Linked DNA regions of Mus musculus: all the other regions are linked to region 1. The links are chromatin loops, found by intact Hi-C in ENCODE. Cell type or tissue: left cerebral cortex. All regions are shown on one strand. Region 1 has its middle 51 kb from the start of Enpp6. Region 2 overlaps Irf2 (interferon regulatory factor 2). Region 3 overlaps Cenpu (centromere protein U). Region 4 has its middle 37 kb from the start of Gm39170.

Region 1 (2,500 bases):
TAACCAGTCAAAAGAGGGTCTGTGGTAGAGTGTTTGGTATGCAGGGGGCTTGGGTTCAACTCGCAGCATAGAAAAGAAAAACAAAGAAAGAAATCCTTCAAGAAGAACTAGCTTGTTTTTATTAAATTTTTGTAACGAACACCAAATAGGCTTTGAATAATGGTTTCTCCTGTGGAAGGACCTGCTGTGAGTCCACACTGTGCACACAGCAGGGAGCATGGCCCAGGTCACCATCCAGTGAACGTCCCTGCTCACTTAGTAATGTGGGTAGCCATCCTGTGGAGGGTCCCTTCCCGGTCTCACTTTCCTTTCAACCCTGTAGATTCCAACACTTGGTGTCAGTATTGCCCCAAAGCCAAAACAGGATCAGGCTGGAAATTAAGAAAAACCCGAAAAGCTCTGGAGTGTGTTTTCAGATTCGAAGGCAGAACAGCGAACAGGAACCCTGTGAGTGCCATCGCTAAGCTGGTGGCTGGTCCCGCAGGAGCCAGAGCTGCTAGGGAACAGATGGGGAGGGCCCTGAGCCTGTCTGGGACAGGGGTTTGGCACTCTGGCTAAACTGATTGCCCCGCAGCTATCTGGCCCTCCTGGAGCTTCTTTCTCGCCCATGCTAGTACCCGCTTGTTAGGAACTTCCTGTGGTCCATCCTTGTCGTAGTAAATGCTTGGTGCCCACGGGTATGAGGGGAACAGCACGTAAACAAACATACGCAATAGAGAAAAAATGAAGGCCAAAGGAAAGCAGGCTGGTTGACGGGTTATGGGTTCTAGAATCATCCAGACACCTGATGTCCTCTCCCAGCCACTGGGCTGTCTCTTTCTTGTATTTCTTCCCATTTGCTGCTGCTCCTCCTCCTCCTCTCCCCCCTCCCCCTCCATCTTCTTCCTCTTCCAACTCCTCTACTCTTCTCTCCCCTCCCCCCTCCTCTAAATCATACTCGAGATCCAGGTAAATTTATGTTTGCTGCTTTATTGCTTTTTTTTTTTCCTAAGCCACAACTGCTCAGAGCTTGGGATGTCTATCACTTCTCACCTAGGTCTACACCAAGCCCGGTCCCCCTCTCCCTGGTGTAGAAAGGGTCCTGTGTCACCCAAGCACCTGTGCCTGCATTGGGAGAAGGCAAATGACACCTTCGTCATTTATAAATGCTGAAACCACAGTGCCCCTTTCTTCCCTCACTCCATTCCTCTCTCTCTCTCTCTCTCTCTCTCTCTCTCTCTCTCTCTCTCTCTCTCTCTCTCTCTCGTTCCCACGATGTTAAATCCATCCTGCCTACGGGATTTTTTTTCCCACTAATTGCACCACCTGCTTAGTTTTCTACCATTCTTCCTTGGTTTTCAAGGAATCACTTGCTTTTTTGTGTAGTCGTTCATGGGATTCAATACACGTGGCCATTTTCTTGATAGGAGCAAGAGAAAGGTGTGGACAAATCTTACCTTGGGGCTTTGCCTTGCACTGAGGAAAAGAACTGCGGCTGGGATGCAGCCTGTGGCTTATCCACCCCAGAGATCCGGGAGCAGATGTGAACTCTGCCCTCTAGTGGGGAAAGAGGGGGAAAGCCGCTACCCTGACCTCACCAAGACCAGACCACATCTACACCAATGGGAACCTCCTGAAGGATGATACACTGTGGATCCTTACGCCAATCCGCCAATCCTAATTTGGACCTGAATTTATGCCCAAAGGATCCATAGGAAGAAGTAAAGACGGGATTTTCTCTTAGGGGTGCCACCGACCCTCTGCCTCAGTGGGGAGATGCCTCATGTCCCGCTGCTGTGACAGAATGCCTGAGATAAATCAATGTAAACACCAGGTTTATGTGACCAATACTTTCAGAGATTTTTAGTCTACATTTGTGTCGGGTCTCGACTCCCCAAAAATGACAATCTGGGTTCGGCTCAGGCTTACTTGGGCCAGGTCAACACTTAGCATTCCTTAGAAATCTTGTAAAATGGGTTTCTGCTTGCCATGAAAACTGTTACCTTCTTATAAGCTCCTGCAGTCTCCGGAAATTGCATTGAGTTCCCTATTAACTTAAACAGTTCCCCAGTGGGTCAGAGCCCCATGCTCGTTCCCAGGCCGCTCCAGCTAACCCACCCTCCACCCGCTGCAACATGTCTCCTTCTAACTGGCAGGACTCTGCCGATATCCATGCTGTTTTCTCTGAATCCCAGGAGACAGCCTTGGTGGTTGAATAAACTGTTTTCCTTCACCCACAGAGCTGTCTAATTTTGGCAGTTTCACTTCGCCTTTGCTTACAAGTAGATGACACACATTGGTTCTAGGATGACGGAGGATGTGGGGGCGGAAGCAAGTGGCAGAAGTTGGAGTGGGATTCGCCTCATGGGAGCTGAGGAGCAAAGAGACAGAAGAAAACATTGACCCCCTTTAAGGACACAACAGCCTAACTTATTTTCACTAGGCTCCATCCCCTAATGATGCTACTATCTCTCAAAAGTATCAGAGGCTGATGACCAAGACAGCCATTTGGGAATATTGA
Region 2 (2,500 bases), 120 kb after region 1:
AATGAAGATATTTTAGAGGTGTAGCTCTTCCAATTAGATGGCCTTACAAAATGTAACTGAAGCCCAGAACATGATGGGTCAGTGGTGGGCAGGACCACACCTTGACCAGCACTGTGTAGATAGATGTTCATGTTCTCTGTCTTCTATTTAAACTTTTATTGCCTTTCGGGACCCTGAAGATGGTGGCCTTTCAGGTTCTTAAAGATGGACCTGAGGGTTTACCGGATCTTTCTGTTCTTCTCCACAATGTTGTCATATTGAAAAAAAATCTCAATTTTCAGTTTTCTACTATTAATTTGGCTCTTTTAAGTGGCTATTGAGGATGGGCGACCAAACATGGCTTGCAGAACAGGCTTCGAGATGAAAGCGTGGTCTAACAAATTATTAGGATGGTGTGAAATCTCACTGGGAGACAAGTTTCCCCATTGGTTGGGGGCTTTTCCTTCTCCCTGCAAGAGATTTCTGGGGAAACGTCCCATTTCTTTGGGGTCCACTGTTTGAATTGTCTGTTCACTTCTCTTCAAAAATACCTTCATTTCTGCCAAGCCAGTTACAACACCCCAGTTTCTGTTTGAGGTGGAATTTGTCTGTGTTTAGATGAACACAGGTTGGAATGAAGGAAAGTTAGAACATATTTATTGTCAGCTATCCATGCATAAAAAGCATTTTCTTCAAACCCCTTGACTTTGGGAAGAGCTGGCACAACCAACTTCATCTTGGTTTGAGATAAGGGTTTATCATGAAGCCCAGACTTCCCTTAAACTTAATATCCCCCTGCTCCAGCCTTGTCAAGGCCAGACTGACAGGAAAACACTACCATGCCCAGTGACTCCATTTTAACTCTGACAACGTCCTCCCTCCACGGATCCTTGGAGAAACTATTTTCTGAAACAGCAAGGAACATACAGTGAATGTGTCCATGGCCCAGTATGGCTGGTGGTTGTTTTATTTTATGAACCAGGATTTATTGTAGCACAGGCTGACTTCAAACTTCCTATGTAGCCTAGGTTTACCTTAAAATTCCTGACCCTCTACCTCCACTTCCCAGTTGCTAGGATTACAGGGCATATGCCATCAAACCTGGCACAGCTTACATACTTAGACTTTTAACAAAAAAGTAGACTATTAATCCTTTATTAAAGACAATCTTTTAACTGTAATGATCCCAAAGCCATTGTGGAATTAACTTTGGAATCATTCTGCAGATCGATCAATGCCTTTAGCAACTATAAACCCCAGAATTGGGAAAAACCCACCGGCCTGATACACGTTCTACTATAACACTGCATGCAAGACAAATGCAAAAGATAGCTACATCCAAAGGTTAGGCTGCACTAAGTATGATTCATCAGCCTTCCGCTGAAGGAACAATGTCCCTTGAGGAACACAGTGTTAATCATAGCTTTGTTACACAAGGATTTCATAACAGATGCTCCTGAGCAGGAGCTCCACCCACGTGGCTTCATTTAAGGCCGCTCACTTCCTGGATGAACATGGCTAAGTCTCACCAGGGCTGTGCCTACCACATTTTAGTGGCCCCACGAGGCTGATGTAACCAAAGCTACCCTTTTCTTACGAGGACCCCCACATGCCACCCACCCTAGGAAGCACATTTCCTTACATTCCTACAGCCCCGGGATGCTGCATGTCTCAGCCTTGACTGCTTCACCGGAAGTAGTGTGTCTGTCTTAAAGAGACATAACGTAACGGCCAGCCATATAACCTTTGGTATTTGATACTGAATGGAATATAGTGGTTACGTGTGGGGAAAATATAGTGAAAAGTAAATGTTATTCTGCTGTTGTTTTTCTACTCGCTGCAATTATGAAATTAAATCTGTACTGTAAAGCCCCTGACTCCCACCATACAGAATAAATATATCTGCGTTTTTAATAAATGTTCATGCTCCCACTCAGTTATCAGATATGTATAGTTTGCTCTATGCTAGTCACTGAATGCTGTGAACATACTAAATATGAGACAATCACACCTAAGAGTACAGTGAATTCTTCAAACTAGGTATTTGTGGTGGGAAAAAAAAGTTATACATCTCTTACTGAGATGTAGAGATATATTTGGGACACTCAAAATGCAGGTCTAAAAATATCACCATGGAAAACAGTATGGCTAATAATTAGTTTTTTTATAATCATAGGGAGAAAATAATGCTGTGTTTTGTTTTGTTTTATAAAAAGAGACATAGAAAATGTCCCTAGACTGAAAGCAAGGTCACTCGTGGTGGCTGTGGTGGCTCTGGTCCATGATCCAGTACTAGACAGGCTGAGGGCAGAGAGCTGCTGCAAGTCTGGGGCTAGCCTAGGCTACACAGTGACACTGTGTCTCAAAGAAAAACCAACCAAGCAAGCAAAGAAAGAAAGAAAGAAAGAAAGAAAGAAAGAAAGAAAGAAAGAAAGAAACAAAGAAAGAAACAAAGAAAGAAAGAGAGGAAGGAAGGAAGAAAGAAAGGAAGGAAGGAAGGAAGAAAGAAAATTCTGGGTTC
Region 3 (2,500 bases), 370 kb after region 1:
AAAAAAAAGGAGAGAACAAAGCCAGATTTGTGCTGGTGGAAGATAGGCCAAACCTGACTGACTGGGCTGTTTTTTCAACTTTCCCCACCCGAGGCTGGACCAGACAACTGAAGGGGTGTGTGTACCTAGCACAAGAGTGAAGCCCTGATGTGGCGGCTGCTCTCTGCCATGAGTGACGCAGGCTATGCAGCCGTGGGCTCTTCCCCATCGCTGCTCTCATGGGAGCTAACAGGGACTGGAGTGGGCCATACTTGCCATACACCACCTGACTGAGAAAAACCAACAGCACTGGAGAAACACACTTCTAGATCAAAGTCTACGAGGAAGTCGAGAATAGATGAGCCAACAACTCGCACTAGCATAATTAATGTACGCAAAGGGACTCTAATGAACGCACAGAATCATCTGACGCGTGACAACATCGGGAACAGGGATGGACCCACCCAGTGCCACTCCGAGCACAGCTGACCAGGCCCACCAGTGCCAACATCAAGGGACTTACTTATACTCCAGGAAGGTTTTCTCAAATACAGACAGAATAACATCCAACTCCGTTATGTCACTCTGTCTCTTTCCTTCCAGACACCAGATATGCATACTTTCAGAACCATCTAGAATATCAAGCACATTGTCAGTTTATACACTCGATATCTGTAACCTGGCTCGAGGCCCAGGCTCTGAAACCCTGAACAAAAGCAGCCCCACCAGAGTGTAAACACAGCTAGAGCCACAACCGCCTCTTCCTGCGCCAGGGCAGTCTGCCGGCCCTGCCTGTGTCACCCCCTTGCTTCCTGGGACAGGGGTGCACCTGTCATGTGCTGCAATGGGGCCTCTTTACAGCCACATTAAACTTTATTACACAGGTCCCCATGACATTGCTATTTCTGTTTTCAGTACCATTTTTTAAACAAAATAGCATACAGTAGGGGTTTACAATACTTGGGAAATTGGGAGATTTATATTTTATGACTCAATGACTTGACTCTCTACTCCTCTATGAAAAATAAAAACACCTTGATAAAATTGTACATAAAACTGTTCAGGGGGTGGGAGCAGCTCATAAAGAGGCTGGAGATGTGGTCAAGACACCTTCCCAGGATGGGCAATGCTGGGAGCCCAGCCCCTAGCACTGCAAGGGATAGAAAAATGTAAGCAAGCAAGCAAGCAAGCAAGCAAGCAAGCGGGAGGGAAGGAGGGAGGGAGGGAGGGCGGGAGGGAGGGAGGGAGGGAGGGAGGGAGGGAGGGAGGAGAAACAAGAGGGTAGGGTGGGCCATACAGGCTTTGTTTATAAAGCCTAAACCTCAACACTCAGCCCCCACAGCAGAGTGTAGAGAGCACAGACTGCAGCATGGAAGCCCATCTTTTTATCAGAAGTTCTTTACTTTTATGATGTCTATGAGTCTATGTGAATGTACGCAGGTACCCGTGAAGGCCAGGAGAGGGCACTGATCCTGGAATTGTGGTAAACTGCCTGATGTGGGTTCTGGGAACTGAAGTTTGGACAAGTGAGGAGGAGAGGGGAGGGAATGGGGGTTAGATTTTATTAAAGCACATTGTATGCATGTATAAATATTCATTTTTAAAAATTTCATGACAAAATGATTTAAAAATGTTATTCCAAAGCCATAATTTCTTAATCAAGTGGCATTTTAAGTCAGAGTAATGGTGTATGCCTTTAGTCCCAGCACTCTGGAGGCAGAGGCAAATGGACCTCTGTGAGTTCAAGGCCAGATGGTCTACACGGTGAGTTCCAGAACAGCTAGAGCTATGCAGCGAGACCCTATCTCAACACCTCCCCCACAAAACAAACCTGTCTGCTATTTCGACAACTAAGACAACTTAAACTAGCCTTCTTCCTGAGACACCCTGTACAAGTGACGAGCCACAGAGTGCCATCAGTACCTGTGTCTGTGTGTCCGCGCCTTGGTCTCTTCCTCCTGCCAGGAGACGGCCGCACTTTCTTCTGAGTTTTCTACCAAATAAGAAAACAAACAATATAACTCTTTAATTTAGGAAAAATTATTTTCCTTGAAATTTAAGGATTAGGACGACAACATTATCAAACCACCAACTGCTTTTGACTTATTTAGGACTTAGAGAAGATTAATACATAATCTCAGGCCAAGCAGGTCCCAGTACAGGAAGCAGCAGCACCCAGCACACTGGGGTGGTGAAGTTTAACTATGCCTATGGGATCACCTAAGAGAGGACAGCAGCGCAAACTCGCTGAGAAACACTCCCTGGCTGGCCGGAGGCTGCGAGCGACCCAATTCCTAAGGAAGCCTGAAACCAACTCCTAACAGGATCCATCAGGAAGATCACAGGGTTGTGCTAAGAAGAATTCCAAGATGACTGGCAGGCAGAATTCCCTCCCTCTGGAATAAGTGGTGCCTGTGAACAGCGGGCTCTTAAGTGTGAGTAAGAACACTTCTGTAGCCTGGAGCGTCTGGCTGGCTTTGCAGGCACCACACTTCAGGAGCCACGTGATCAGCACCTGCCG
Region 4 (2,500 bases), 68 kb after region 1:
CCATAGTTGACTCCAAACAGACCCAGCTACTGCTGAAGTCAGTCCCAGAAATTGGCTGGCACATTTGATTCTTGATTCTGGTTTTGCCTGCATGCAGAATGCATGAGTCACGGGTTGACGAAGGCTTCCAATGAAGTTGTGAAAGAGGGTCTGGAAGCAGTGTAAGTCTTTCAAGCTTTAAAGAACCAGCAGAACCCAAAAGCTTTTCAGTCTCTCTACAGAAGACATCTGCTGATAAGTTGTCAGAAAGCCCTTAAACAAAGAAATTAAGAAACCTAGGACAAAGTCCACAAGATTCAATGTCTTGTGACTCTACATGTCCCAAGGTCTTGCTCTGAAGACACTTCACACTAAGAAAAAATAAGACGAATGTGAATATGTTAAACTTTTGGCCAACAGATTGAAGGAATAAAAATTTAAAAATAAAATAAAAAACACCACTAACAACAAGAAACAGATTGCCAAGAGATGCTGACTGTCCTAGGTAAGAGCTTGTATTTCTGAGTCCAGTTAAAAATATGTCTTTAAAAGTAACAAATGATCAGACCTAGGAGGAGGAGGAGGAGGAGGAGGAGGAGGAGGAAGAGGAGGAGGAGGAGGAGGAAGAGGAGGAAGGGGAAGGGAAGGGGAGGGGGAGGGGAGGGGAGGAGAGGGGGGAAATCTCTAATGATAATGATGGACAGACAGCTCCATAAGGAAAGGAAAGAGCGCAGAGAAATGCTGAGAAGAACACATGAAGACAGAGGCATATATATATATATATAAGTGTGCTGTAACTGTGCAGCCAAGAATGTCTGAGGATGCTAGACACACAGGCGCTTTGGGACACTATGTCCCTTGTTACACGTGGCTTTCAAACTTTTGGCCTCCAGAACTCCAAGAGAATAATTTTTATTTTAAGCCACTAAGTTTATAGTAACTTCTTACAACAGCTCTAGGAAACTAATTCATCTGTGAAATGTGTTCTGACGACAGCTGAAGCAGATCAGCTTGTTTCTTCTTCTGTCTGGAAAGACAAGGACACAGCATGTGATCCTTGGAGTGGGTGAATACTTGAAAAGGCATTACACATTTCATTTATCTTTTGTGATGGTATGAAACCCAGAAAAGTGGGGTTGAGAAACTTGGGGAAAGAAACTATAGAAGATGTTTGTGCCAACCATCTCTGATCAGCTCCTCCTGACACAGAAGTGGGGGAGAAAAATCTCTCCAGATGGAATTTTACTTCTTGGGTTTTAGGTGAGAAAACGGCAACAGAATTTCCCTGTTTATACTGACTTCCAGTTGTTTTAGACCCAAATACCCCTCATGGCAAAGCAGCACATTAGACTAGCATAGTCTGGATCTCTTTAATAATATAGGGCAGTATTCCCCAACATATCCTCTCTAGTGCCCCATCCTTGTAACCTTTACAAGCTTACAAGATTTCCCACTATCTGTGCCTATGCGTTTCACATTGTGCACTCTATATAGTAAAGACTGGGTGGCCCAGTAAAGAAGCCTGCTTAGGTGAGTGCATTAAACATGAGAAGATCAACATCGTTAGTAACTAGATATATCCAGATCAAAAGGACAACATTCTCAAGGAAATGGGATGGTGACGCCAGGTGTTAGTGAGAATTTCACGCAATTGGCATTTTTTTTTAAAGATTTAAAAAAAAATTTACACAGGGGTGTGCATAGATTAAACACACAAGTGACTAACTCTGAGTCACTAATAACAACAGGTAGATGTCACATTAAGGAAAGAAATGAAAGCACTTTCCCGTGGAATCAACTAACCAAGAGCAAATCCAGACTTGAATTCTCTACTTTACACTCCCTGTGTCTTCTGTCCTCTCTCTAGCTGTTGTATGAGTCTGGATCTGTGCCTGCTGCCTGGAGGCTGTCTTGTAAATCTGTTTCTCTCTCTCTCTCTCTCTCTGTGTGTGTGTGTGTGTGTGTGTATCTGTGTGTATATATCTGTGTATATGCATCTCTCTGTGTTTGTGTATCTGTGTGTGTTTATATGTATACATATATATGTGTATATATATATATGTGTATATATATATATATTTGTGTGTGTATCTCTGTGTATGTATTGTGTGCCCATGCATTGTGTGTGTAAGTAACATGTGTGTGCATGTATCATATGTGTGTTTATTTGTGTGTGTGTGTATATATATATATATGTATATGTGTATATATATGTGTGTGTGTGTGTATGTGTGTGTATGTATTGTATACATGTATTCAGTGTATACCTATCTATATCTGGTTTTGTGTGCCTGTGTGTCTGTCTCTGCCTGTCCTTAACAAAGGGCTTTGCTCTGTTGTTATTGAACAACACAGAAGGCATCACAGGAGAAGGAATAGGGTACCTTAGAGACATCTTGAACAAGGGATTAAGCCACTGGCTCCAACTAATCTCTACTGACCCAGACAACGAACAGTACAACAGATATCATTGTTTATTAACCAATATCCAAATATTACATTCAAAATTTGTGATGGATAA

Evidence for each region. A loop is a pair of places that touch in the nucleus more often than their neighbours do. Peaks named below come from ENCODE experiments on the same cell type or tissue, not always from the same donor. Only the 100,000 strongest peaks of a DNase experiment are listed, where the experiment ranks them.
Region 2: a loop joins it to region 1, with 4 times the contacts of the local background. A loop is called at or near these places in 2 of 42 quality-filtered maps.
Region 3: it touches region 1 in a loop (3-fold over the local background); 9 of 42 quality-filtered maps call a loop at or near these places.
Region 4: a loop joins it to region 1, with 2.0 times the contacts of the local background. A loop is called at or near these places in 6 of 42 quality-filtered maps.

Annotation. Positions count from the first base shown.
Region 1 is chr8:46,934,138-46,936,637 of GRCm38, reverse strand. No RefSeq gene overlaps it. Among named protein-coding and RNA genes, the nearest start is that of Enpp6, 51 kb to the left of the region's middle. In left cerebral cortex, CTCF peaks have their summits at 335 and 1,545 (motif pointing left); DNase peaks (open chromatin) are centred at 386, 1,582 and 2,266; H3K4me3 peaks cover 623 bases; H3K27ac peaks cover 781 bases.
Region 2 is chr8:46,810,403-46,812,902 of GRCm38, reverse strand. The region is part of intron 5 of Irf2 (interferon regulatory factor 2); the gene reads right to left. Among named protein-coding and RNA genes, the nearest start is that of Gm39170, 19 kb to the left of the region's middle. In left cerebral cortex, no CTCF peak of the experiment used is centred here; a DNase peak (open chromatin) is centred at 1,451; H3K27ac peaks cover 1,729 bases.
Region 3 is chr8:46,568,082-46,570,581 of GRCm38, reverse strand. It overlaps Cenpu (centromere protein U), which reads right to left. Exons shown (of 13, transcript NM_027973.4): 7 at 1,903-1,972; 8 at 503-611. Among named protein-coding and RNA genes, the nearest start is that of Cenpu, 17 kb to the right of the region's middle. In left cerebral cortex, a CTCF peak has its summit at 1,434 (motif pointing right); a DNase peak (open chromatin) is centred at 2,443; H3K27ac peaks cover 14 bases.
Region 4 is chr8:46,866,031-46,868,530 of GRCm38, reverse strand. No RefSeq gene overlaps it. Among named protein-coding and RNA genes, the nearest start is that of Gm39170, 37 kb to the right of the region's middle. In left cerebral cortex, no CTCF peak of the experiment used is centred here; DNase peaks (open chromatin) are centred at 104 and 983.